Regions from separate parts of the Homo sapiens genome. Here region 2 is linked to region 1. Evidence: chromatin loops called from intact Hi-C (ENCODE). Cell type or tissue: gastrocnemius medialis. All regions are shown on one strand. Links, peaks and the distances in the headings refer to the core of each region. The heading gives the core; the rest is flanking DNA.

Region 1 (5,383 bases), core at 300-5,299:
CACTGGAGCTTCAAGAAAAGTCTATAGATTCCAATACGGAAATTGTAAAAGAAAACCTTCTCAAAGTTTTGATGGAAATCAAAATGAAAAAGTTTGGAGAAGAATCATTTGTTTTTCATTATTTTAAAGTTATTAAAATCCATGTGCTGTTTTTCTTGTTTGTTATGAACACTTGAGTTTGACTCTAAAGAGAAGTTATTTATAAAGAGAATAATTGGGCAAAGCCTTGCATGAGAAAAGGTTAACTGTTATTATCCTTAATTGTTATTAAATGCCCTCTGGTCAGGAGCAGTGGTTCACACTTGTTATCCCAGCACTTTGGGAGGCCAAGGCAGGAGGATCACATGAGGCTGGAAGTTCAAGACCAGCCTGGGCAACACAGTGGGACCCCATTGCTACAAAAACTAAAAATAAATAATTTTTTAAATAAAAATAAATAAATGCCCTCAAGGTTACAGGCAGCAGCTGGCGGGCCTAAGGTGTGAGCCAACCTTCTCCACCCACTTCCCTTTTGAGGGTTCTCCACCTTCTCTCTTCCCTTTCTACTGCCTTAAGTGCCACCTTGAGATCTGCAGACCCCAGACCTAACAAAATCCACTTCTTACCAGTGTAGGAAACAAATCACACCCATTCACTAACATCAAGGAGTTAGTAACGGATAATGATTTGATGTATTACCCTTCCTGCATGTATTTGCATTAAAAAAAATTATTACGCAAATTGACATGTTCTTTGCTGAAAAATGAAAAATTCAGATAAGCAAAAAATAATAATGATTACCTCCAGTATCATCAGACAGAACCACAGTTACCTGTTACAAAGTTAGTTTCTTTTTTTTCTTTTCTTTCTTTTTTTTTTTTTTTTTGAGACAGGGTCTCACTCTGTCACCCAGGCTGGAGTGCAGTGGCATGGTATCGGCTCACTGCCACCTCAACCTCCTGGGCTCAAGTGACCCTCCCACCTCAGCCTCCCAAGTACCTGGGACGACAGGCAAGCACCATCAAGCCCGGCTAATTTTTGTATTTTTTTATATAGACAGGGCTTCATCATGTTGCCCAAGCTGGTCTCAAACCCCTGGGTTCAAGCAATAGGCCTCCCAAAGTGCTGGGATGACAGGTGTGAGCCACTGCTCCTTGCCATTGTTTCTATTTTTCAAACTTTTTTCTGTGCATATATTAACATTTTGGGGAGACTCCTGAAGAAAGACTTTCTCCCCCTTCCTTCTTCCCCTCTTTCTTCCTTGGCCTAAACTTATCGTTCAGGAAGCAGCAGTTCTACGTGTACACACAAAACCAGCTGTGAAGAGTATTACGGAAAAGGCCCCATTCTTGAGAATTTCATGTGCTTACAGAGGTTTATAGATAGCAGTGATCATTTGTTTTTGGAAACAAAATGTTTCCTTAGATGCTGATAATGATACAGATCAAGTTGACATCTTAAAATATCTGACTGGCCACCTCCCAGCTCTTAAAAAGAGATCAAGTATTTTGATCATGCTACAGCATTAGGTCATAGGGGTGTAATCCCTTGTCTTCCAGAAGCCTTCCCTGGGTCCCTGAGGAGTTGGGAGGGAGGCATTCTGAATTCTCAGTCTTTGTCTATGTTGCTGAAGTGGCCCTGGGTGGCATTCCGTTGGAATTTTTGTACATTCACCTTCCCAACTCCACAGGAACCTCTCAAAGTCACACTTAGAATCCTAGAATCTTACATTACTTAAAGGGGCTTTGGAGAGGTCCAGTTTATAGACATAGAAACTGAGGCACATGGGTCAGATTACCTCCCCAAGGCCACATAGCATTTTTTTTGAGACAGGATCTCACTATGTTGCCCAGGCTGAAGGGCAGTGTTGCAATCACAGCTCACTGCAGCCTCAATCCCAGGCTCAAGGGATCCTCCCACCACAGCCTCCTGAGTAGTTGAGACATATGCCACCATACCTGGCTAATTTTTTAATTTTATGTAGAGATGGGGTCTCACTATGTTGTGTAAGCTGGTCTCAAACTCCTAGGCTCAAGCAATCCACCCACCTTAGCCTCCCAAATTTTTGGATTTTTTAATGCTCTAAAACAATCAACATAAACACATTTCTGATCATTTGGGTCTATTTATTATACTTGAGTGACCACTGAATTTTATTCTTCACTTTTTTGTCTATGAATGGTCCTGTTTGTATTTTTCACTGGTTGGACCAAGTCACTTACAATGCAGTGCTTTTTCTAGAGAGAGAGGTAACAAAACAAAGGAGACTCTCAGGGGTCGCTGCTTTTTCACATTTGAGCAACACTACACTGCAACACATCGCTTCGTGTTCCCCACTATGGTGTGTTTGTTGATGATGCATTTTAATAATAAGTAAATTAGAAATTCTGCCTTTGCCTCTCATTTATGATACATGGTATTGTGCTGAGAGTGAAGATGAACAGATCTTTGGCATTTTGTGGTTACCTTTTGGGAGTGGGACTGATTTCAGTCCCTGGGGGTAGGATCTAATTGCTAAGAACTGGAAGCAGGAAACCGATTTCACAGGTTTGCCCCTGAGCGCCCCTGGTTTGAACAGTCTCCATACATTCAGTCCCTGTCCTGACATCTGATCACCAATATCCATGATCCCTTTAACACTGACATCTGGTGGCCCTGGAGTAGTAGGACAGTCGTTGGGCGGCTCAGCTGTGGTTTTGATGAGATGACCTTATTCTATATAATAAAGCAGGTGGCTGTCGCGGCACAGGGGCCACCGCCCTTTCCCCAGGACCCCCTCCAGTGACTCACTCCCTTCCGCTTACCCCACACCCACTTAGCACTTCTGGCCCCAGAAGCCTCCAAGCAGGTCCTGTGTCCTCTGAACACACTCCCTCGCCCCCCTGCCCCGCCCCCCCCCACCCCCCTGCCCCCCCCCCCCCACCCCCAGCAGCAGGCAGGCTCTTGATGGTGGCCTGGGTGGGAGGAAGGGAACTGATCCCTTGGGTCTGTGTCCGCTGCCATGTTGGCCCGGATTCTGGTGCTAGATGGCCAATGATTTATTGCCTCCCAGGGCAGCAGGTGGCTGGGGTATTTTTAGTGTCTAAAGCCTTTAGGGGAAGGGTTGGGAGGGGGTGGGGGCAGCCATGAGGTCTGAGAGAGTTCACTCTTCCAAGGTTTCAGTTCAAAGCCTCTAGACGGTGGGTCTCCACCCTTACCTCCTTCATGCCTTCCAGCTCTGGGTAAAGGGGTACCCACTTTCAAAATCACACTTCTGTCTTCTTGCGTCTACGTGCCTTTTTCTAGTCAGCTCATAAACACGCGCTAGAGAGGGTGATCCCTTTGGGATGCCAAATTGTTGGGTAGCTAGGAAAAGGACTGGCTGTGATTGGCACCCCATGTGTGTATTCACTCCACTCCAAAGCACTTTTCTGCTCACTGCATTATCTGATCCTCGCTATAATCTCATGAACCCCATGGACAGGGATTATCGAAGAGCCTGGCAACAACAAAAGGTGAGCGGCCTGCCCAGTGCCATGGGGAACAGTGGCAGCCAGGCCACCTGCGAAGCGTTGGGGGGGGAGCCCAGAGCCCAGGCTGTGCCACCAGGAAGTGCTGAGTTACAACTGCCCCTTGCCAGGGGGAGACTTGACAAGATATGTAACTGCCCTCATCCTCAGCCTCTGCACCCCAAAAACTGCGACTCCTAGTGCTTAGCACGTAACGTTGTGAGGACGAGCATGTAGTAAACACTCAATATAACTGTTCTTGTCTATTCCAGCTCACACATTTAGTGGCTTTGCATCTGTCCATGGTACAGGCCCTGAATATAGGACAGTCTCAGAACTGTAAAACATGCCAGGGCGCTCAGGACTAGAGCAGAACAACTGGCCGAAACCTGCGGCTCCTGAGCTGGGCACATCACAGAGAATAAAATATAAAAATGTAAAAGCTGTGCATCCAGAAGCTTCGTCAATCAGACAGCCTGAGACTGGATTTGCGTTCCTTTCACTCTGGAATGACTTGGTGGTGTTAAGTGTGTGATGCCTTGGCCTTAGCAACCCTGTGTTTTCTTTCTTTCTTTCTTTCTTTCTCTCTTTTTTGAGATGGAATCTCCCTGTGTCACCCAGGCTGGAGTACAGTGGCACAACCTCGGCTCACTGCAATCCCCACCTCCCGGGTTCAAGTGATTCTCCTGCCTCAGCCTCCCGAGTAGCTGGGATTATAGGTGCACGCCATGATGCCTGGCTAATTTTTGTATTTTTAGTAGAGATGGGGTTTCACCATGTTGGCCAGGCTGGTCTTGGACTCCCGATCTCAGGTGATCCACCCATCTCAGCCTCCCAAAGTGCTGGGATTACAGGCGTGAGCCACCATACCCGGCCCCCTGGCTTCCTTTCTAAGGATACATTCTGCCTGTGCTTCAGAGAAGAGGGGTTTTCATCAGCTCCTGGATGGAATGGTGTCGGCACCAGGGAACCCCCACTAGAGACCTGGAGAAATCAGGGAAATGAAATGACTGAGTCCTCTGTAGCAGGTGAGTGGGGACAGGCTGTGATTGTAAGTTGTCAGCTCCTGCATTTGCCCCAAACAAGCTGGGCCAGAACCCCCGGGGTTCACCTTCCCACAGCAGCTGCCTCTACCATTTCCAGAGCCTGACCAAGGAATGCGACTCAGGGTGCTGGGCTGATGGAGAAGGGCTGCTGTAGGTTTGATCTTGGCTTTGCGTGGGCCTGTCAGCATGCTACAGGTCTGGGGGCCACTGAGTCCCACCCCTGCTGGGTGCCTCTGTACCTTATAACTGGGCCTCTGCCTACATTTCTGTCTTGTTAACACTTCAGTTTTTCATGAGAGCAGAGCCTGTCTCAAACCTCAGTTCATTTGCCTGTTGGCCCCAAAACCCTAATTAGCCCTAGCCAGTGGAAAGGGGTTGGCAGTGATGGTAAAGATGTGAAGATACAAGGAACCAGGTGCTTTTCCTGTTAGTGCCGGCCCTGACTGACGCCGACCCCTACTCTGGAAAGGGTTGTCAGTAGTTCTCTAGTCCAGTGTTAAGTTCTGCATAGAAAGGGTTCCATGGTCATGATCAAACACTCTGTCACCATCTCCCCCACATGCCATGCCTTAGAGATTGGATATTCCCATAATCATATGAAGGGTTTTGAGATGTCCTGCATTGGAGAAACTTGTTTAGTGTCATTGAATCCAGCATTTCTCAAGCATGTTGGACCAAGGAACCCTCTTTTCAGGTCAGTTCTTTACATCCTTCAGAAGTAGTGTTTCACAGAACCTACCTTGAAAACAAGGCCCAAACCAGGCCACAGCCACCTCGTGACAGCTATCAGCTGCTTTGACTTGTGGCTGCACTCCACCCTAGATGGCATCTCCTTAGATGCTGAACCCTGCTGAAATAGAACCTGAGGTC
Region 2 (5,383 bases), core at 294-5,293, 82 kb before region 1:
AATAGACATACTGTAATATGTCTACAGTATATCTATATGATGAAATACTATTTGGCAATAAAAATGAACAATTATATAAGCAACAATTGTTGATACAAGCAACAATTTATATAAATCTCCAGACAATTATACTGAGCCTATAATTCTGTCATAAAAAGGTTATATACCATACGATCCCATTTATATAAAATTTTTGAAATGATAAAATTTTAGAAATGGAAGACAGGTTAGTAGTTGCCAAGGGTTATATACGGTGTCAGATGAGAAGGAGTTGATTTTGCTTATAAAAGGAGGAATGCATCTTGTGTTTTTGGAAGTGTTTACCATCTTGACTGTGGTGGTAGATAACATGAATCTATACAGGTGATAAAATTGTATGGGATGTAATACACACACACACATGCAAATACATGTAAAACGAGAAGTCTGAATAAAATAAGTGGATTGTATCAATGTCAGTATCCCAGTTGTGATACTGTACTATAGTTTTGCAAAGTGTTACCTTTGGGGTAACCTGGGCAAAGCATACAAGGGATCTCTCCATATTCTTATAACTGCATGTGAATATACAATTATCTCAATAAAAATTTCAGTTACCAAAAAAAGTCTAAGTTAGTATCGAAAAAAGCAGCTATTTGATAAGATGAATTAAATGATCCTGCAGGGAAAAAAGAAACATGCATTAGATTGTCAGTTCTTAACATGATTCATGAACCAGTAGTGTTATTTTAAAAAATTTGTTTTAATCAAAGCATAACACACTGAACAGAGTGCCCAAAACATAAATATAACTTATAAAACTTGTGGGTGAATATCCATGTAGTCACCCAGCAGTAATATCATTTCATAAATGTTAATATTGAGGGGAATTTTCATTGAGTATATTTTCCTACCTCATTAAAAGCATTTAGATGCAACCAGGGTTGGACTATTTCTTAAAAAACAAAACAAAACCCAAGGAACTAAAACCTAAACTAGATGAAGATTTAAAGTGAGGGTATTATTGGATAAAAACAGATTTAATTACTTATTTCAAGCTTGAAAGGGGGCTGATAAATAATGTAATTATCCTTTTCATAAGATTTAAAAGAATTGGCATCAAACTTGCTCCACAAGTTTAGGTATAGAATTGCAAGCCAGTTTTTCAAGGTGGAAAGAGGAATTTGGGAATGAAAAGGAAGTACTTTATATAGAGTTTAATAACATACAGAACTTACTAACTCAAACAATATATTAAGTTGGGTTATAAGAAATCGCCCATAGTTAACTGCTTTGACCTACAAAGCAGTTCATGTGGTTCAACCTAGTAAAAAACAGAAGATCCAAAAGGGCTAGGTAGATACATGCATACGTGGATAATAGATTAATAATGGATTTTTAAAGGAATTTAAGAAATCCATTTAATCCATATGTGTGTTTAAGGATTGGTTGGGTGTTGAAATTAGGTAAGTTCCCATAACCCCTGAGCTGCTTTCTCACCTGACAAAAGAAAAGTATACCCTTTACGGATGCTGAATTTATTGTAGTGCAGTTTTCAGGAGGGTAAAAATCTCTAGGTATCAACTGAAGGGACAGTTTAAGTTACTGGTTTTAATGATTAATCTGACCATTAGAAACCTGCCCAGTGATTATTTTTCCTTGGCTTGTACATATTTTTGTTAAGAGTAAAGTATGGGGCGGGCGCGGTGGCTCACGACTGTAACCCTACCACTTTTGGAGGCTGAGGTGGGCGGATCACCTGAGGTCAGGAGTTCGAGACCAGCCTGACCAACATGGAGAAACCCCGTCTCTACTAAAAATACAAAATTAGCCGGGTATGGAGGCGCATGCCTGTAATCCCAGCTATTCAGGAGGCTGAGGCAGGAGAATCACTTGAACCCGGGAGGTGGAGGTTGCAGTGAGCTGAGATCGCACCATTGCACTGCAGCCTGGGCAACAAGAGCAAAAACTCCATCTAAAAAATAAAAAATAAGTAAATATGGTTCTTGTGCCATAGATATTTTGGTCTATGTTAGGATGTTTTCAATTTAAATGCAGGGGTTGTTACCCAATGTTTGATAAAAGAAATAATTTACAAAGAAGCTATAATAGCTCTAAACTAGTATATGCCTAATAGAATGTCTCTCTCTCTCTCTCTCTCTATCTATCTCTCTCTCTATATATATATATATATGTGTGTGTATATATATATATATAAAGTCAAAATTTGCAAAATTAGAAGGGGAAATTCATCAAAGATATAATCATTGTGGGAGATTTTCTTAGTAATGAATAAACACAAGAAGAGATAGAAAATTTGAATAATTTAATTCACAAATTTTAACTAATAGACACATGTAAAACCACATATGTGTTTGGAAACTGGTTTTATGATAGAATAAGATGTAGTTTCCAAACTCTGCGCTGAGGTAACATGGGGCTCCACAGTGACCTGAAAGGGTCTTTGGGATATTTCAGTTTTGAGAGAAATACAGTGACATCTTTCAGACACCACAGAACTATTAGATCTCGAGGTAGTCCACAGTTTAAACACTTAAATAACACTACATTCCTTTCTACAATTATTTTATCTAAGAGTGAAATAATTTTTTCTTTTAGTTTATTTGTTTTTCTTTTCTTTTTCCCAAATGACTACTTTGGCGTACACTGTGGACTGAGAAAGTTTGGGAACTTCTGGTATAAAGCAGATGTCAGCTAATTTCAGTGTATTGTACATACATGTTCTCTGACTTCAATGTAATTAAATTAGAAATCACTGAATAAGACAGTTACAAAAACCTCATAGTTGTGAACGTTTTAAAGTATGTCTGAATATATTGAATATATTGAGTATAAAAGAAATCTTAATGGATTCTAGGAATACCTAAAAATGAACAGTAGGAAAACTATTATATGTCAGAACCTGTAGAATACAGTTAAAGTGGTAATTCAGGAGACAAATTTATAGCAAGTAGAGAGAAGGAACAACAACAAAATACCAGGAATTTTAGAAGTCTTATTAATTTAAATACAGCATAAATTTAAAAACATGAGTGCATCATCTAGTTTTTTGCTTCATAATACACCACTCCAAACTATGTAGCTTAAAACAATAGCCATTTTATTGAGCTAACAATTTTGTGGGTTGGCAGAGTGGGTTTTCTGGCACAGGCCAGTTCAACTGTTTTCTGCAGGCTTCCCTTACTGTCTCTGGTCAGCTGACAGGGTTGGTTGGTGACTAGATGATCTAACATGGTCTCAGGTAACTTGGCTGGGACTTGTTTGTTGTCCACACAGTCTTATTCTCCATGGCTCAGTGTTCACAAGGTGATTTCAGGAAAAAAGTTGCAAAAGAGAACCTGTCCCTGATGTGTAAGCACTTTTCAAGTCTGTTTGCTTAATGTCCCATTGCCAAAGCAAGTCACACAGCCATGCCTACAGTCAGTGCGGGACTGGATATGGGAAGGGGAATTACTGCCATTTTTGCAAACAATCTACAATTTAAGTATGAGCAAACTTACGCAAATAGGCAAGGCGCAGTGGCTCACGCTTGTAATCCCAGCACTTTGGGAGGCCGCGGCAAGCGGATCACTTGAGGCCAGGAGTTTGAGATCAGCCTGGCCAACACGGCAAAAACACATCTCTACTAAAAATATAAAAATTAGCCAGGTGTGGTGGCGCACGACTGTAATCCCAGCTACTCAGGAGTTTGAGGCACGAGAATCACCTGAACCCAGGAAGCAGAGGTTGGAAGTGAGCTGAGATTGTGCCACTGCACTCCAGACTGGGTGACAGAGCAAGACTCTTGTCTCCAAAAAAAAAAAAAAAAAAAAACACCACAGTGGGTGCTTAATGAAGTGTGTGTGTGTAAAAGCCAGCCAGGAAATTTTGTTACCGAAGCCAGAATGTGACCCTTGTCATTGGTTTGCAGTATGCACATTTAATTCATATTATCCTTATGTGTTCAGTATTTGTTTCATAATTGCCTAATAAAGTTGAAGTAGTTTTAATGGATTTTTCATTAACAGTAGTCCTTATGACTTCTTAAGCATTTATTGGTTGCCTTTCAGAACAAAAGAGATGAACACTTATTGAAAAAGAGAAATGTTCCCCAAGAAGAAAGTCTAGAAGATTCAGATGTTGATGCTGATTTTAAAGCAGTAAGTTACCATGTTTTAATAGTGATTTTAAAATAATTTTTATAGTAACTGTGAGAACTTCATTTTTAATATAAGACCAACTTTATAATGATAATGAAAGTATATTAACTCAGGTACACTGTTTAATGAATGTAATTTTGTTAATAAACTCTGCTGAACTATTTTTTTTTTCTTTTTAAGCAAAATGTAACCCTAGAAGCTATATTGCAGGTATGTTACTAAATTAATACTCTCGTTTTGAAGTATTTTGAAATTGATTTTTTTTTTTTCATTTCTGAAATTTACATTTGGTATTGCAGAATGCCACAAGTGATAACCCAGTGGTCCAATTGAGTGCTGTCCAGGCAGCAAGGTAAATACTAATTTGTCTAGAGAGAGAATTATGTCATTCCTCAGTTGTGTTACCTGGTAGTCTAGAAGTTAATATGTTGTTATTTCTTTTCACAGTTTGAAAATTATAGCAATTAATTTCTCATATTTATTTTCCTAGAAAACTGTTATCCAGTGACAGAAATCCACCGATTGATGACTTAATAAAATCTGGGATTTTACCAATTCTAGTCAAATGTCTAGAAAGGGATGATAAGTAAGTATGGATTTTACTCCCTATTCAGTTTTTTTCAGTTAACTTAAAAGTTTGGATTATTACTTAACCAGTGAGTTCAGTTTGGTTTTGTACTTATGATGTTTTTCAATCGTCATATATTTTAATTTAATTTTCTTATTCTGTGATCATATTTAGCAGACCCAGAGTGCTTCTCGTTTTCATTTCTGAAGGATGTGTATGTTTTCTAGGAAATTTTTATCTCCTGTTTATTGCCTGTTTTAACTTATCTCAAATATTTATAGTCTTTATTAGGATTTTTTATTACTAATATTTTAAAACAACCCAAATAATGTTTGAGTCACTCTTTGCTTATGAGCCTATATATAGATTAACCTCATGACTAAGTCAACATGGATGGTTTCCAGAACTAAGTGGCTCTTTCTTACCCTGGGAATCTTCCAGCTGATTACTGATCCTCTGTGTTGTCTTTAACAGAACTTCATCCATGATAAGTTGTCCAATGTCAGACTTTTTGTTTGCTGCAAATTAAGAATAAGGGGACAGGTTATATTTACCCAGGAGAGAAGGAGTAAAACTCCACTGGATATCTTTTGAGGAACTGGCCCTATTTCCATTTTTGTTTAGTGATATCTCAGTGCTGTGCCTTAAACTTTGTTAATTTGGATTAACTGGGGAG

What was found. Hi-C counts contacts between places; a loop is a spot of excess contacts. Peaks named below come from ENCODE experiments on the same cell type or tissue, not always from the same donor. Only the 100,000 strongest peaks of a DNase experiment are listed, where the experiment ranks them.
Region 2: it touches region 1 in a loop (7-fold over the local background); 1 of 110 quality-filtered maps calls a loop at or near these places.

The regions. Positions count from the first base shown.
Region 1 is chr13:49,650,134-49,655,516 of GRCh38, reverse strand. No RefSeq gene overlaps it. Among named protein-coding and RNA genes, the nearest start is that of ARL11, 24 kb to the right of the region's middle. In gastrocnemius medialis, for the core only: a CTCF peak has its summit at 2,630 (motif pointing left); DNase peaks (open chromatin) are centred at 2,666, 2,996 and 3,326; H3K27ac peaks cover 5,000 bases.
Region 2 is chr13:49,731,713-49,737,095 of GRCh38, reverse strand. It overlaps KPNA3 (karyopherin subunit alpha 3), which reads left to right. Exons shown (of 17, transcript NM_002267.4): 3 at 4,050-4,139; 4 at 4,320-4,349; 5 at 4,439-4,491; 6 at 4,630-4,725. Among named protein-coding and RNA genes, the nearest start is that of EBPL, 43 kb to the right of the region's middle. In gastrocnemius medialis, for the core only: no CTCF peak of the experiment used is centred there; a DNase peak (open chromatin) is centred at 3,415; H3K27ac peaks cover 3,676 bases.